Linked DNA regions of Homo sapiens: region 1 is linked to region 2. Evidence: chromatin loops called from intact Hi-C (ENCODE). Cell type or tissue: Panc1. All regions are shown on one strand.

Region 1 (8,000 bases), 360 kb after region 2:
TTAATTCAAGATGGATTAAAGACTTAAATGTTAGACCTAAAACCATAAAAACCCAAGAAGAAAACCTAGGCAATACCATTCAGGACATAGGCATGGGCAAGGACTTCATGACTAAAATACCAAAAGCAATGGCAACAAAAGCCAAAATAGACAAATGGGATCTAATTAAACTAAAGAGCTTCTGCATAGCAAAAGAAACTACCATCAGAGTGAACAGGCAACCTACAGAATGGGAGAAAATTTTTGCAATCTACGCATCTGACAAAGGGCTAATATCCAGAATCTATAAAGAACTTAAAGAAATTTTGCAAGAAAAAAACAACTCCATCAAAAAGTGGGCGAAGGATATGAGCAGACACTTCTCAAAAGAAGACATTTATGCAGCCAACAGACACATGAAAGAATGCTCATCATCGGAGAAATGCAAATCAAAACGACAATGAGAAACCATCTCACACCAGTCAGAATGGCAACATTAAAATGTCAGGAAACAACAGGTGCTGGAGAGGATGTGGAGAAATAGGAACATTTTTACACTGTTGGTGGAACTGTAAACTAGTTCAACCATTGTGGCAGACAGTGTGGTGATTCCTTAAGGATCTAGAACTAGAAATACCATTTTACCCAGCCATTCCATTACTGGGTATATACCCAAAGGATTATAAATCATGCTGCTATATTCATGGAACTAGCCCAAATGTCCATCAGCAATAGACTGGGTGAAGAAAATTTGGCACATATACACCATGTAATACTATGCAGCCATAAAATAGGATGAGTTCATGTCCTTTGTAGGGACATGGATGAAGCTGGAAACCATCGTTCTCAGCAAACTATCGCAAGGACAGATAACCGAACACTGCATGTTCGTGCTCATAAGTGGGAATTGAACAATGAAAAACTTGGAAACAGGGTAGGGAACATCACACACCAGGGCCTGTCATGGGGTAGGAGGAGGGTGGAGGGATAGCATCAGGAGATATACCTAATATAAATGACAAGTTAACAGGTGCAGCACACCAACATGGCACATGTATACATATGTAACAAACCTGTACGTTGTGCACATGTACTCTAGAACTTTAAGTATATTAAAAAAATAAAATAAACTTCATTTTTTAATTATAAATATTAAAAAAGGTTCAACTGTCAGTATACTAATTAGTTATTTTCTGCTGTCTATTAGAAATGTATGAATTTTAAAAAACAGGTATATTAAAGAGTTAATGATAATATTTCTTAGAAAGTCAGCTCCTCTAGTGCATTTAAAATATAATTCAGTTAGTCTAGCTAGTGGCCTATCTATCTCATTAAGTTTTTCAAAAAAACAACTCCTGGATCTAGTGACCTTTCGAATGGTTTTTCATATCTTGATTTCCTTCAGTTCAGCTCTGATTTTGGTTATTTCTTGTCTTCTGCTAGTTTGGGGTTGATTTGTTATTGCTGCTCTAATTCTTTCAGTTGTGATGTTAAGTTGTTAATTTGAGATCTTTCTAACTTTTTGATGGAGGCATTTAGTGCTACGAATTTCCCTCTTAACACTGCCTTAGCTGTGTCCCAGAGATTCTGATGTGTTGTAACTTTGTTCTCATGAGTTTACTTGTGTAACAAACATTCACGTTACCCGTGAACCTAAAAGTTTAAAAATTAAAAAAAATATATAATTGAACCTATAAGTACCTAGTTTATAGCATTTTTTGTCATGTGATTTATAAATACTCTATTTATCAACCTTTTACAGAGTCAGTCTCCTCTAGAAAATGAGTTTTACTCTTTGAAATCAGGAATAGGTGAGGACCTGCCACAGCGGTAACTAAAGAAGAAGTGAAGTGTTGCCTCATTTATGTTTAGAAACTATCAGAAGTGCTTTTGTTTTAAAATTACGTGCAAAGACTTTAGATCACACCTACGTTTCAAATACCAGAAATTGAAATGAACTGTTAATGTATTGGAGAACAAAAGGGCTTAGTTTTAGGTAAGAAGTGTAGGCAAAAAGGCAGTAGTCCATTCTGTGTTCAGTTGTCTTTGAGGTAATAAAATTTAGTAACAGTTTGTTAGCTAAAGGATACATAAAAAGCACAGTCCCTGTTATGTAATGTTTCGCAGTTATAAAAAATTTGATTAGCCAATCTTGCTTTGGTTTAAAAAGGAGGTCGTTTTGTGCTTCATAAAACATCTCGAGCAGAAAATCTTTATGACTTTATGTTAAATGGCAGGCAAATATTAGGAAAGAATCCGTCACTTTTGTTAAAAATTGTAGCAGGGTAACATTTAATCTTGGGACTATCTGCTTAGTTTATTAATTACATAAACAGGTATCCCTGTTGTACTACTAATGACTAAATTCATCTTTTAAAGAATAAAGTAAGGCTTATGTGAGAGAACATTGAAACAAAGTCATTGTTGGTCCAAATGATTTGCTTCATAGTTTCTTAGTAATTAAAGCTGTTTCCTTTTTGGAAGGGAGCCATATTTCTAATAAAAGATTAGCTTGTTTCTGCACAGTGAAATTTGAATATGAGTATTTGCTTTTTGTAGCTGTGAAATGAGACTTTTTAACTAAGCATGATTAATTATGATAGGTGAATAAACTATGATAATTAAATCTTTAAATCAGATACATGATGTATAATTCCAGAGGTCTGACAAAAATATCAAGTTGAAAGAAAATACTGGCAAAGGTCTTGGCTTGTCATTTATAAGCTAGAATTAAAAATCATTACACAGATCACAGATGTTAGATATCTCCAAAGATGACTTAGAGGAAGATAATAAGGATCTGATCATTTAGATATTTTATTTTTCAAGTAGTCACTTAAAATTTTAAATTTTTGACCTTGGGGAAGGGGCAGCTGTGGGCACAGCTTCAGCAAACTTAAATATTCTTGCCTGCCGGCTCTGAAGAGAGCAGTGGATCTCCCAGCACAGCACTCAAGCTCTGCTAAGGGACAGACTACCTCCTTAAGTTGGTCCCTGAACCCCGTGCCTCCTGACTGGGAGACACCTCCCAGCAGGGGTTGACAGACACCTCATATAGGAGAGCTCTGCTGGCATCTGGCAATGCCCCTCTGGGACGAAGCTTCCAGAGTAAGGAACAGGCAGCAATCTTTGCTGTTCTGCAGCCTCCGCTGGTGATACCCAGGCAAACAGGGTCTGGAGTGGACCTCCAGCCAACTCCAGCAGACCAGCAGCAGAGGGGCCTGACTGTTAGAAGGAAAACTAACAAACAGGAATAGCATCAACACCAACAAAAAGGACTTCCACTCAGAGACCCCATCCAAAGGTCACCAACATCAAAGACCAAAGGTAGATAAATCCATGAAGATGAGGAAAACCCAGTGCAAAAATGCGGAAAGTTCCAAAAACCAGAATGCCTCTTTTCCTCCAAAGGATCACAACTCCTTGACAGCAAGGGAACAAAACTGGATAGAGAATGAGTTTGGTGAATTGACAGAAGTAGGCTTCAGAAGGTAGGTAATAACAAACTCCTCCAAGCTAAAGGAGCATGTTCTAACTCAATGCAAGGAAGCTAATAACCTTGGATAAAGGGTAGAGGAATTGCTAACTACAATAACCAGTTTAGAGAAGAACATAAATGACCTGATGGAGCTGAAAAAAACAGCACCAGAACTTCGTGACACATACATGAGTATCAATAGCCGAATCGATGAATCAGAAGAAAGGATATCAGAGATTGAAGATCAACTTAATGAAATAAAGCAAGAAGACAAGATTAGAGAAAAAAAAAAAACAAAAGGGAATGAGCAAAGCCTCCAAGAAATATGGGACTATGTGAAAAGAGTGAACCTACGTTTGATTGATGTACCTGAAAGTGACAGGGAGAATGGACCAAATTGGAAAAAACTCTTCAGGATATTACCTAGGAGAACTTCCCCAACCTATCAAGACAGGCCAGCATTCCAATTCAGGAAATACAGAGATCACCACAAACATGCTCCCCGAGAAGAGCAACCCCAAGACATGTAATCGTCAGATTTACCAAGGCTGAAATGAAGGAAAATATATTAAGGGCAGCCAGAGAGGTCGGGTTACCCACAAAGGGAAGCCCATCCCTGTTAGTCTTACCAGCGGATCTCTCTCAGACACCCTGCAAGCCAGAAGAGAGTGGGGGCCTATATTCATTAATAAAGAAAATAATTTTCAACCCAGAATTTCATATCTAGCCAAACTAAGCTTCAAAAGCGAAGGAGAAAATCCTTTACAGACAAGCAAATGCTGAGAGATTTTGTCACCACCAGGCCTGCCTTACAAGAGCTCCTGAAGAAAGCACTAAATATGGAAAGGAACAACCAGTACCAACCACTACAAAAGCATACCAAATTATAAAGACCATTGATGCTATGAAGAAACTGCGTCAACTAATGGGCAAAATAACCAGCTAACATCGTAATGACAGGATCAATTCACACATAACAATATTAATCTTAAATGTAAACAGGCTAAATGCCCCAATTAAAAGACACAGACTGGCAAATTGGATAAAGAGGCAAGACCTATCAGTGTGCTGTATTCAGGAGACCCATCTCACATGCAAGACACACATAAGTTTGAAATAAAGGGATGGAGGATGATTTACCAAGCAAATGGAAAGAAAAAAAAAAGCAGGAGTTGCAATTTTCATCACTGATAAAACAGATTTTAAACCAACAAAGATAAAAAAAAAAACAAGGCATTACATAATGATAAAGGGATCAATGCAGCAAGAAGAGCTAACTGTCCTAAATATATATGCACCCAATACAGGAGCACCCAGATTCGTAAAGCAAGTTCTTAGAGACCTACAAAGAGACTTAGATTTCCACACAATAACAGTGGGAGACTTTAACACCTCACTGTCAATATTAGATCAACGAGACTGAAAATTAAAAAGGATATTCAGAAAAAAAAAAAGGGATATTCAAGAGTTGAACTCAGCTCTGGACCAAGCGGACCTAATAGACATCTACAGAACTCTCCACCCCAAATCAACAGAATATACATTCTTCTCAGCACCACATCGCACTTATTCTAAAATTGACCACATAATTGGAAGTAAAACACTCCTCAGCAAACTCAAAAGAATGGAAATCATAACAAACAGCCCCTCAGACCACAGTGGAATCAAATTAGAAGTCAGCATTGAGAAACTAACTACAAACCGCACAACTACATGGAAACTGAACAACCTGCTCCTGAATGACTACTGGGTAAATAACACAATTAAGGCAGAAATAAATTAGTTCTTTGAAACCAAAGAGAACAAAGACACAATATACCAGAATCTCTGGGACACAGCTAAAGCAGTGTTTCACCAAATGCCCACAGGAGGAAGGGGGAAAGATCTAAAATCGACACCCTAACATCACAATTAGAAGAACTAGAGAAGCAATGGCAAACAAATTCAAAAGCTAGCAGAAGACAAGAAATAACTAAGATCAGAGCAGAACTGAAGGCGACAAGAGACACAAAAAACCCTTCAAAAAAAATCAATGAATCCAGGAGCTGGTGTTTTGGAAAAGATCAACAAAATAGATAGACCACTAGCCTGACTAATAAAGAAGAAAAGAGAGAAGAATCAAATAGACACAATAAAAAATGATAAAAGGGAGATCAGCACTGATCCCACAGAAATCCAAACTACCGTCAGAGAGTGTTATAAACACCTCTACGCAAATAAACTAGAAAATCTAGAAGAAATGGATAAATTCCTGGACACATACACCCTCCCAAGACTAAACCAGGAAGAAGTTGAATTCCTGAATAGACCAATAACAGGCTCTGAAATTGAGGCAATAATTAATAGCCTAGCAACCAAGAAAAGGACCAGAGGGATTCATAGCCGAATTCTACTAGAGGTACAAAGAGGATCTGGTACCATTCCTTCTGAAACTATTCCAAATGATAGAAAAGAGGGAATCCTCCGTAACTCATTTTATGAGGCCAGCATCATCCTGATACCAAAATCTGGCAGAGACACAACAAAAAAAGAAAATTTCAGGTCATTATCACTGAGGAACATCAATGCAAAATCCTCAATAAAAGACTGGCAAACCGAATCCAGCAGCACATCAAAAAGCTTATCCACCATGATCAAGTTGGCTTCATCCCTGGGATGCAAGGCCCGTTCAACATATGCAAATCAATAAATGTAATCCATCACATAAACAGAACCAGTGAGAAAAACCACATGATTATCTCAATAGATGCAGAAAAGTCTTTCGATAAAATTCAACATCTCTTCATGCTAAAAATTCTCAATAAACTAGGTATTGATGAGACATATCTCAAAATAATAAGACCTATTTGTGACAAACCCACAGCCAATATCATACTGAATGAGCAAAAGCTGGAAGCATTCCCCTTGAAAACCAGCACAAATTATTCATAAACTCTTTAAAAGGATGCTATAACATTTTTAAAAATATTATAAGCATATTCTAAGTTACAACTGTGTACTAGGAGGGCACCACACATCTTTTTTTTTTTTTTTACAGACTTTAAAAGGAAAAATATTGAAACTAAGAATTTTTGTTTTTGTTTTGAAAAATTACAGGATCTCACTCTGTAACTTAGGCCAAGTGCAGTGGTGCAATCATAGCTCACCGCAAGCTCCAGCTCCCAGGCTCAAGGGATCCTCCCTCCTCAGCTTCCCCGGTAGCTGGGACTACAGGTGTCCACTGCCATGCCTGGCTAATTTTTTTCTTTTTTAAAGTAGACTGGGTCTTGCTATGTTATGTAGGCTGAAGAATATTTTCTTTTAACAATGGTAAAATACCCATAACATAAAATTTACCATCTTATTCATTTTTAAGTATATAAACTAAAAATATTACAACTTTATAAGGTAAGGATTCAATTCATACAAGTCAGTAGACAGTTATATATTTATCTTTATATACCATTGAGAATAAAGCCACCATGAAATTGTTTACATTTGTTTTTCAGGTCATTACTTCTTTTTATGTGGAGCGTGGAGGAAATGCTATGTCCTTCATGGGAAAAGGTGTTACAAAGAGCACAATTCTTTGCTTGCTTCACTTATCCCATGAGATGATGGCCCAGGCTGGGAGCTTGGTGAGCGCGTTAAAGCTGTCTATCTTCTGAACATTTGCTTGAAAGGGAATGTGCTGTGTCCAACACATTTCAAGCATATAAACTTGCCACATGAAAATGTCTCTTTTGACTTTTCTTTTTAGGTAACGTGAATGATTTTTGACTAGAATATTTCTTAGAAGTTGTATATTAACAAATCTGAATCTTATTTGAAATTGATTCAAATGTGCATACACTGGAAAACTACATTTTGTCTACATTATGGGAAAAATAGCTTCTGTCAAAAAATTGTTATGTTTAACTTTTTAAAGAGAAACAAATTTTTTTGTTTGCCTTTTTTGGCTGAATAATGGATTAAAACCAAGTCTAAAATACATTTTCACGTTGTTTTCATTAAAAATTCTTGTTTTAACCTTCCTGCATTTTATTTTTAGAAACTTACCTCAAATATTTCTGTTTCCCTTTTTTCCCTCTAGGAGTGGATGTCACTTTGGTTCTTGCCTTTGGGTAGTCATAGTGAAGAACATATTCCTACTCAACAAGGATTGGCTTGGTTGATTCCATTATGGGTTGATCGGGACCCAGAGGTGAGTGTGAAGGAGAATCAAGTGTATTGTGTTTAGATTAAAAAACAAATGACACGGGGCCAGGTGCGGTGGCTCATGCCTGTAATCCCAGCTTGTTGGGAGGCTGAGGTGGGCAGATCACGAGGTCAGGAGATTGAGACCATCCTGGCTAACACAGTGAAACCCCATCTCTACTAAAAATATAAAAAAATTAGCTGGGTGTGGTGGCAGGCACCTGTAGTCCCAGCTACTTGGGAGGCTGCAGCAGGAGAATGCTGTGAACTTGGGAGGTGAAGCTTGCAGTGAGCTGAGATTGTGCCACTGCACTCCAGCCTGGGCAACAGAGCAAGACTCCATCTCAAAAAAAAAAAAAAGACACAA
Region 2 (8,000 bases):
TTTCTCACTTTCCTGTCATCTCTTGCTCTGCTCCCAATTTCCTGCCCACCTCCCCTTCCCACGTCCTCTGTTTATGGAAGTTACTAGAGCCAGCCTGGTGCATGGGAAGCAGGACTTACCTTCCCACCTGTTGATGGTTTTCGGCCACCCACTGAGAGGCCCCCAATTTTTAGAGTTACTCCACCTAGTGACATTTCTTCAGTGGCATATTCAGATATATTGTTTAGAGCTATTGTTTTAAAATGGGGTGAGAGAGGAGACACGGAGTTCCAGCTTCCGATTATGCACCAAAAACAAGAACGGGGCTATGATTTCTTTCTCCAAAGCACATTTCACTGATGTTATGGAACTCATCTTTTTTGTTTCTGCATTTAATCATTTAACAAATATTTATTGACTGGTGCTATATGGTCAGCCATATCCAGGTACTTAAATAAGACATAATATTGCTCAAAACAGGAAAACAAACAAACAAACTCCTGGCCCTCATGGGGCTTGTATTCCAGGAGTAGAGACAAGCAATAGTAAACATGAGTGAAATATATTAATAAAAATAAGTTAAAAATTTGTTTAAATGCAAAATATGTAATATGTGAGAAGGTGCTAAAAGCAATGAAGAAAAAAATAAAAAACATGGAAAAATAAACTGAAAGCTTTCAGCAGGAAGACCAGGAATTCATTTTGAACATGACACGATTTAGACACGTTAGACGAGTGGAGATCACCCGAGCAGAGATCCTAGTAGGCAGCTGGATAAGCATGTATGAAAATCAAGAGATAGACCTGGACTTAAATTATAAACTTGGGAGTCATTTTCAGAAAGATTATATTTAAATCCGTGAGACTGTATCGCAGCAGCAAGAAGGAGCACAGATTTTAAAAAAGGGAAGCCCAAGGATTGAGCCAAAAGTACTTCAACATTTAGAGGCCAGAGAGATGAAGAAAAAGACAGTACTAGGAAAACCGAAATGTTTCCCAAGGCAGCAGGTAAGTCAGCTGCGCTAATTAACACTGACAAATCAAATCAAATTTTTTTTTTTTTTTTGAGACAGAGTCTCGCTCTGTTGCCCAGACTGGAGTGCAATGGTGCGATCTCGGCTCACTGCAAGCCCCGCCTCCTGGGTTCAAGCAATTCACCCTGCCTCTGCCTCCTGAGTAGCTGGGACTACAGGCGCCCACCACCACACTCGGCTAATTTTTGTATTTTTTTAGTAGAGACGGAGTTTTGGCATGTTGGCCAGGCTAGTCTTGAACCCCTGACCTCGGGTGATCCACCCATCTCAGCCTCCCAAAGTGCTGGGATTACAGGCCTGAGCCACTGCGCCCAGCCTCTCAAATTTGATAAAGAAAGGAAGTTGGCTGGTGGCCTTATCCACACAGAAGTCATTGATGAAAACAATATTCAAGTAGGAATGCAACTCTGACTACCTGTTACACATATGGAGATGGAATCGCATCCAAGCCTCCGTGGTGATTAGGACAGAACAGTGGTTAAGGCAATGGGCTTTGGAGTCAGGCAGCCCTGGGTTCACATCCCAGCAGCCTCCTTCCTTCTGAGTTGCAGGACTCCAGATAAGTCCCGTAAATTCAGTGTAATCTTACTTCTTCCTTTATAAAATGGGGATGTTGTTAACACCACAATTTAATTGGCCTCTAACTATAGGCCAGGTACAGCTCTAAGTGTCTTATTAGGTTATTCAGTGCTCACTAAAGTAGGAATCATTATTTTAGTCATTTGACACAAGAGAACCCAATACCAGAGACATTAGTGACAGAGACAATGACCCTGGTAGTGTGGTCGGCAGCCTCTGAGGTGTCCTCAGGACCCCCGGCATCCCGCTATTGCCTTCTGTTGAATGTGAGCTGGACCTAGTGCCGCACGTTTAACAAATGAAATGTGGTAAAAGTAATGGGATATCACTTTTAAGATTAGGTTACAAAAAGGCTCTAACTTCTACCTTTCTGACGGTCTTTGTTCACCCTCACTCCCTTTCTCACGCACTCTGGGAGAAGCCAGCTACCATGTTGAGAGCTGCTCAGTGGAGCACCCCATGTGACAAGAAACTGATGTCTCTGGCCAACCTGACCTGAGGCCTGCCAACAGCCACTTGAGTGAGTCTCTCAGTGGATTCTCCCCCTGCTGAGCCGTCAGATGAAGCCAGAGCCCAAGCTGACACTTTGACTGCAGCCTTGTGAGACACCCTGAGCCAGAAGAGGACCCAAGGAAACTACACCTGGATTCCTGAGCCACAGGAATCCTCTCTCTCCAAAACAGTATGCTGTTTTGGGCTGTTAAGTTTTGGGGTAATTTGTTACATAGCAACATAACTGATCGAGGTAGTAAACGGCACGCTGAATTAAAATCCAGACATTTTGATGCCAGAACCTGCCTAAAAAGAGAGAAAGGTATAGAGCAGAGTGCTGTTAAGCTCCTTATGTGATTACAGTTTGGTCATTCTCAATGCATCCTCTCCATTGCCTCTTTAAAGTCCCAATTCAAGACAAGACAGTACTTTGGAGTGAAGGGAATCCAAATTACAATTATCTTCAAGATTCTCTTCTCCAGAGTGATCACAGAGGTGGGCAGTAGCCTCCAACCATTGACAAATGTATATGAATAAGCACAGCCCATGTCCCTGATACTGTTATCAGTGGAGGATGTCCAGGTTCTTGGCGTCTTGAACAAAGAATTGGACAAAACGCACAAACAAAGCAAGGAAAGAATGAAGCAACAAAAGCAGAGATCTATTGAACATGAAAGTACACTCCACAGTGCAGGAGTGGGCCCAAGCACAGAGGCTCAAGGGCCCCGTTACAAAATTGTGGGGGGTTTAAATGCCCTCTAGAGGTTTCCACTGGTTACTTGGTGTTCGCCCTATGTAAATGAAGAGGATGAAGTAAAGTAATAAAGTCATTTACTCAGCCTACGCCTTATGTAACTGGATAGAATATTTCCTGTCATAGCTGAAGTGTGAATCGCCCTTATGTTCCCCGCCTCTATACCCTATTTTCCTGCCTCAGATACCTTCCTCTTCTAATTAGTTAAAAATACCTAAATTTATTTTATCAGGCCCCAGGATTTAATACATATGTATATATGTATATGTATACGTAATACATATATACATATGTATATATGTATATGTATACGTAATACATATATACATATGTATATATGTATATGTATACGTAATACATATATACATATGTATTAAATGTGTGTGTGTATATATATATATATATATATATATATATATATATATATACATATACTTTTCAAAAACACTCGTAGAAAGTTCTTTTAAATATAGGATTTAAGTTTTGAAAATAATCAAAGCCCACTAGCACAAATCACACTATGGACTTCCCCAATGTATGAAATTGAATTTTTAAAAAGTCAACAAAATCAGTCCTGTGGGAATATAAGGGAAGGAGCATTCATAAAAATCATGAAGCTATATCAATCAGTGGCATAGGATCAATGTGCTCTGCATGGAGAATAGTTGAGTACAATAGATTGAGTATAATGCAAAGTACTTTTGTGGGCACCACCTGACTTCCTTCTTTCCTCCCAGAAGCTGCCTTGTGAGTCACTGCCCTACTCCCCCAACCCTGGTACTCGCAGTATTTGAGGCTCATAAAGAATGAGGCCCTGAGCCTCTAAACCAATCGCCCTGATTATTTCTACAAGTAAGCATTCATTTAGTGTCCTCCAAAAGTAATATGTAATGTAGTCTGGGCAAAATTGTATTTTAAATGATCTCTGAATGACCTCCTAATCTAAATTATTCAAACAAGGCAAAACCTCGAGGGGCGTGTGGAAAAGTGGTTACAGAAATAGGAGACTATAATGGCAAAAAAGTAAGAAGTTGTCAAGATGCACTTTTAACATTAGTTTAATTACCATACCAAAATATCTAGAGTTATAGCAAAGCTCAAAACCAGATATTCAGCCCATGTGAAATGCATTAATGCTCAGTTTTAGTTCTCTGATTGAAATACGGAGGTTTTAAAAGAAATGTAAAGCCAATGCAGCTCCAATTTGCTCTAAGGTATCCGCAGCTCTCCCATATGGGATTTTCACTCAAGCAACTTAATTTCCAAATAATCTCATCCAGCATTTGAGTAGACTGTATAAGGTGTTGCACACAGTATACGTTTTAGTGGTTAATAAGAAAGCCCTCAGAATTTATTTTCTGAGTACGAATAAAGATAAAGGGAATACTGTACCATTAAGTAACAATAACAGCAATTTAAAATACTTTTGTTTTGAGAAAAGTGTATTTTAGAATTAAATATTCAAGTGTTTAAAATCAAGCAAGTGCGAAGATTTGGCACAGACTTTTGGCAGTGACTTGGTGTTCAGTGTTATTAAAATGCCTTCAATCCTCATATGAACCCCGGTCTGTTCCAAGCCACAGGCTTCATCCCTAAATTTAAAGTGGAAAGAATGGATCTTAGGCTGGACTAAATGTTAGAGTAAGAGAGAAAAGTAATTAAACTAACAACATGAAAAATAGAAGAAAATATTGTGTATAAATCAAATTAAACTTGTCCTTGAAACGTTTCAGCTACTTAGAATTAGGAAATGCATAGAATCGCCACAAGGGGGTGCTACTGATAAACCAACAACAGCCCTTCCTTGGCCATTCTCATGACTAAATAGTCCTCAAACCTCCAGCCTAGTGCACTATCAAAACCAAGTCAGACAATTCACAGCAGGAGAGGAGAGATTTTAAAACAGAAATGTGTTCAAGAACATAGATCCACAAAACAGAGCTTCAAACAAAAACAAGTTATCAAAGGGCAAACAGAAGAGAATACCAGGCCTTTTCCCTTATCCCTCATCACAGATTTAGTTATTTTAAAAAGCAATCTTTGCTGCTTTTCAAGAGAGCATTAAACTTGAAGTATATTTACTCTTCATTCTCTTTGAGGAACAATCCACTTAAAAACAACTCCGAAGCGGAATATCCCGGGGGAGTCCTTCCTGCGGACCCCCACCACCAACCCAGCCAGCCTCCAATTACATGACCCATCATTTTCATCTAAAAGTGCTGTCTTTTAACATTGCATCCTCAAGGGCTACGTAAAAAAAACCATAAGCAAACAAACAAAAGTCCTTACTCCTGAATGTTTAAAATGCAAATCGAGTTTTGAAATTCTAAGTCTTTGTTGTGCTCAGAATTACTGCCACTTTTTTTAACTTCCCTCAAGTGAAGTCACCAAAGAAAGAATGACTGAAACTTTAGTACTAAAAGTTATTCACAGTTTTATTATTGAGTTTAAAAAGCTTTTCCGGTGAATGGCAATACAAAAACAAAGGTTCTCTCACAGCACTGGGTTTTTGTCTTTTCAATGAAAGCATATTCAATTAGTAAGACCCACAATACCTTAAGATTCAATTATTTTTCAATAATTGTTTTTCATAATGAATCACAAAAGTTGTTTTCTTCCATCTTGCTAGCCTAACCTGCTATGCCCAAACCAACTACAATTTAGCTATTTGGGGTACTTCATTTCTTTTCTTGCTGCTCTGAACTTTAATGGACAAAATGTTAATTAAATAAGAATAAAGCAAAATGCATGACAGGGCCTAGCATGTAGTGGAAGCTAAATAATTATTAGTTCCTTCCCGGTACTCCCAATAGGCATCCTTTTTTGTGTGGAGGAATACATTTTCTTTTGCCTACACATAAGAATGGCTTTATCCATAGATGATGTTACCTAACTGTCTACTTGCTGTGATGGAGAATTCTGGAAGGTTCTCCCATCCGAGGATGCCTTATCGCACTGAGGGACTGCCGATGATGGATAAAGCATGGTTCTTAACTACAACAGCTTAAATAAATCCTGAGCCTGTCAAACACTGAGTCTACGCATAGAGAGTATGTGATCAAATAGGAAACTTAATGGCACAAAGTGATTGCACAACAGCACAGTGTGGAAAGGATGTGGACTTGATAGCGAGACTGATGTAAATTGAGTAACACCCTCCAGAAAGATACGTTCAAGTCCTAACTTCCATGGCTTGTGAGTGTGACATTACTTGGAAATAGGGTCTTTGCAGATGTAATTAAGGATCTCGAGGATGAGATCACTCTGTTTAGAGTGGGCCCTAAATGCATTCCTTATAAACGAAAAGGAGAGGGAGTTTAGGCACAGATCGTCACAGAGGGAGACCTCTGTGAACACAGACACAGAGATGGGTGTGAATCAGCTACAAGGCCAGGAATGCTGAGGCTTGCTGGCAGCCACCAGAAGCTGTTCCAAGAGGGAGAAGCGTGGAACAGATTCTCTCGCTGAGCCACCAGATGGAACCAACCCTGCCAACACCTTGATTTCAGACTTCTGGCCTCCAGCACCGTGAGATGATAAATCTGCTGTATGAAGCCACCTGGATTGTAGTGATTTGTTACCACAGCCTAAGGACACTAACACAAGTGACCTGGGTTCAAATCAATGCTTCCCCAGCCTGTGGCCCAGGGCATCGAACTTTAAATGTCCTCCTCTGTAAACTAGAGTTCCTATTAGCTACCTCGCAGAGAAATCAAAAAAACAGTCAAGACTGCTGTGATCCCCTCCACACCCCTTACAGCCTCTTTGACCAATGGCATGAGACTTAACATCTTGTGTCTCAGTTTCCTCATCCATAAAATGGAGGTGAAAATAGCAGCTACCTCGTAGGCTGGCGTGAGAAGTACCGGAGATGCTGCCCAGAGACCACAGGGGCGGGGCACATGAGGCCCTCGGCCCATGCAAGCTGCCTGTGCTGACCTGTTGTCATGGTGACCACCGTGGGAACTGAGCTGACCGGAAGACCAGTAAGGTTTGGGATGAGCAGGAAGCTTCCGTAGGAGAAAAAACCTGAAGTGGACGTTGAAGCAATGGTTCCATTTGGATGGGTCACAGAGAGGGATCGGCATCTGGGGCGGGGTTGGCTCAGGAACCTAAGAAAGGAGTGGGAGACGCTGTGTGCATGCATGCGCGGACCTCTCCACCTAAGCAAAGGCCCTGGAGAGCCTGGTGAGCTGAATTAAGAAGAAGGCTGGACAGCTGGGCTGAAGTTAAATTCACTAGAAACTCCACAGCGAGTTTAGACATGGGATATGGTTTGGCTGTGTCCCCACCAAAATCACACCTTGAATTGTAATCCCCGTAATCCCCAAGTGTCACAAGAGGGACCCTGTGGGAGGTAATTGAATCATGGGGGTGGTTTCCCCTAAGCTGTTTTCATGATAGTGAGTGAGATCTGATGGTTTTATAAGCACCTGGCATTTCCCCTGCTGGCACTCATCCTCTCTCCTGCAGCCCTGTGAACAGGTGCCTTCTGCCATGATTGTAAGTTTCCTGAGGTCTCCCCAGCCCCGCGGAATTTGAGTCAATTAAACCTCTTTTCTTTATAAATTACCCAGTCTCAGGTATTTCTTCCTAGCAGCATGAGAACGGACTAATACAACGTGATACAATGGAAAACGAGAAGACATTAAAATCGTTGAGTAAGGGAATAATTCACAAAACAAGGATGCTTAGGAAGGATGAACCCAGCAGGAAGGAGTAAAGCTGTGCTCCTCAAACCTTCCGTCGTGAAGGGCGAGTTTTCTTCCAATCCATCACTGACCAGTGCTGCTGTAATAGATGGTAGAAATAAATTTCTAGAACACGAAGTGGAAACAAGACCAACTACAAAAATACAAGCCAAAATTTGTATTCTTAGATCCAAACATACATAACATTGCTCTAATTGTCATAAACATTTTTGAACTCTTATCCCAATTTCTGCCTGATCATCACAGACCCACGAGGAGCCACTGGTCAGAAGACAATCCGTGGCAGAGGGCTTCTGAAGAGGAGAGGGCGAGCCTAGCAGGGAGGGCAGAGGAGGAGAGGAGCAGAAAAGGTGCCCAGGAGGCCACCGCCATCTTCAGGGAAGCAGAAGACAAAGGTGGTGAAATGCAGATGGCGGAGAGAGTCACACGTAAGGTATTTTGAAATGTAAA

What was found. A loop is a pair of places that touch in the nucleus more often than their neighbours do. Peaks named below come from ENCODE experiments on the same cell type or tissue, not always from the same donor. Only the 100,000 strongest peaks of a DNase experiment are listed, where the experiment ranks them.
Region 1: a loop joins it to region 2, with 5 times the contacts of the local background. A loop is called at or near these places in 10 of 110 quality-filtered maps.

What each region holds. Positions count from the first base shown.
Region 1 is chr18:70,091,750-70,099,749 of GRCh38, reverse strand. It overlaps RTTN (rotatin), which reads left to right. Exons shown (of 49, transcript NM_173630.4): 29 at 6,946-7,074; 30 at 7,530-7,640. Among named protein-coding and RNA genes, the nearest start is that of RTTN, 110 kb to the left of the region's middle. In Panc1, no CTCF peak of the experiment used is centred here; no DNase peak of the experiment used is centred here.
Region 2 is chr18:70,451,516-70,459,515 of GRCh38, reverse strand. No RefSeq gene overlaps it. Among named protein-coding and RNA genes, the nearest start is that of LINC01910, 71 kb to the right of the region's middle. In Panc1, CTCF peaks have their summits at 2,787, 4,421, 4,621 (motif pointing right) and 6,147; a DNase peak (open chromatin) is centred at 4,625; H3K27ac peaks cover 7,684 bases.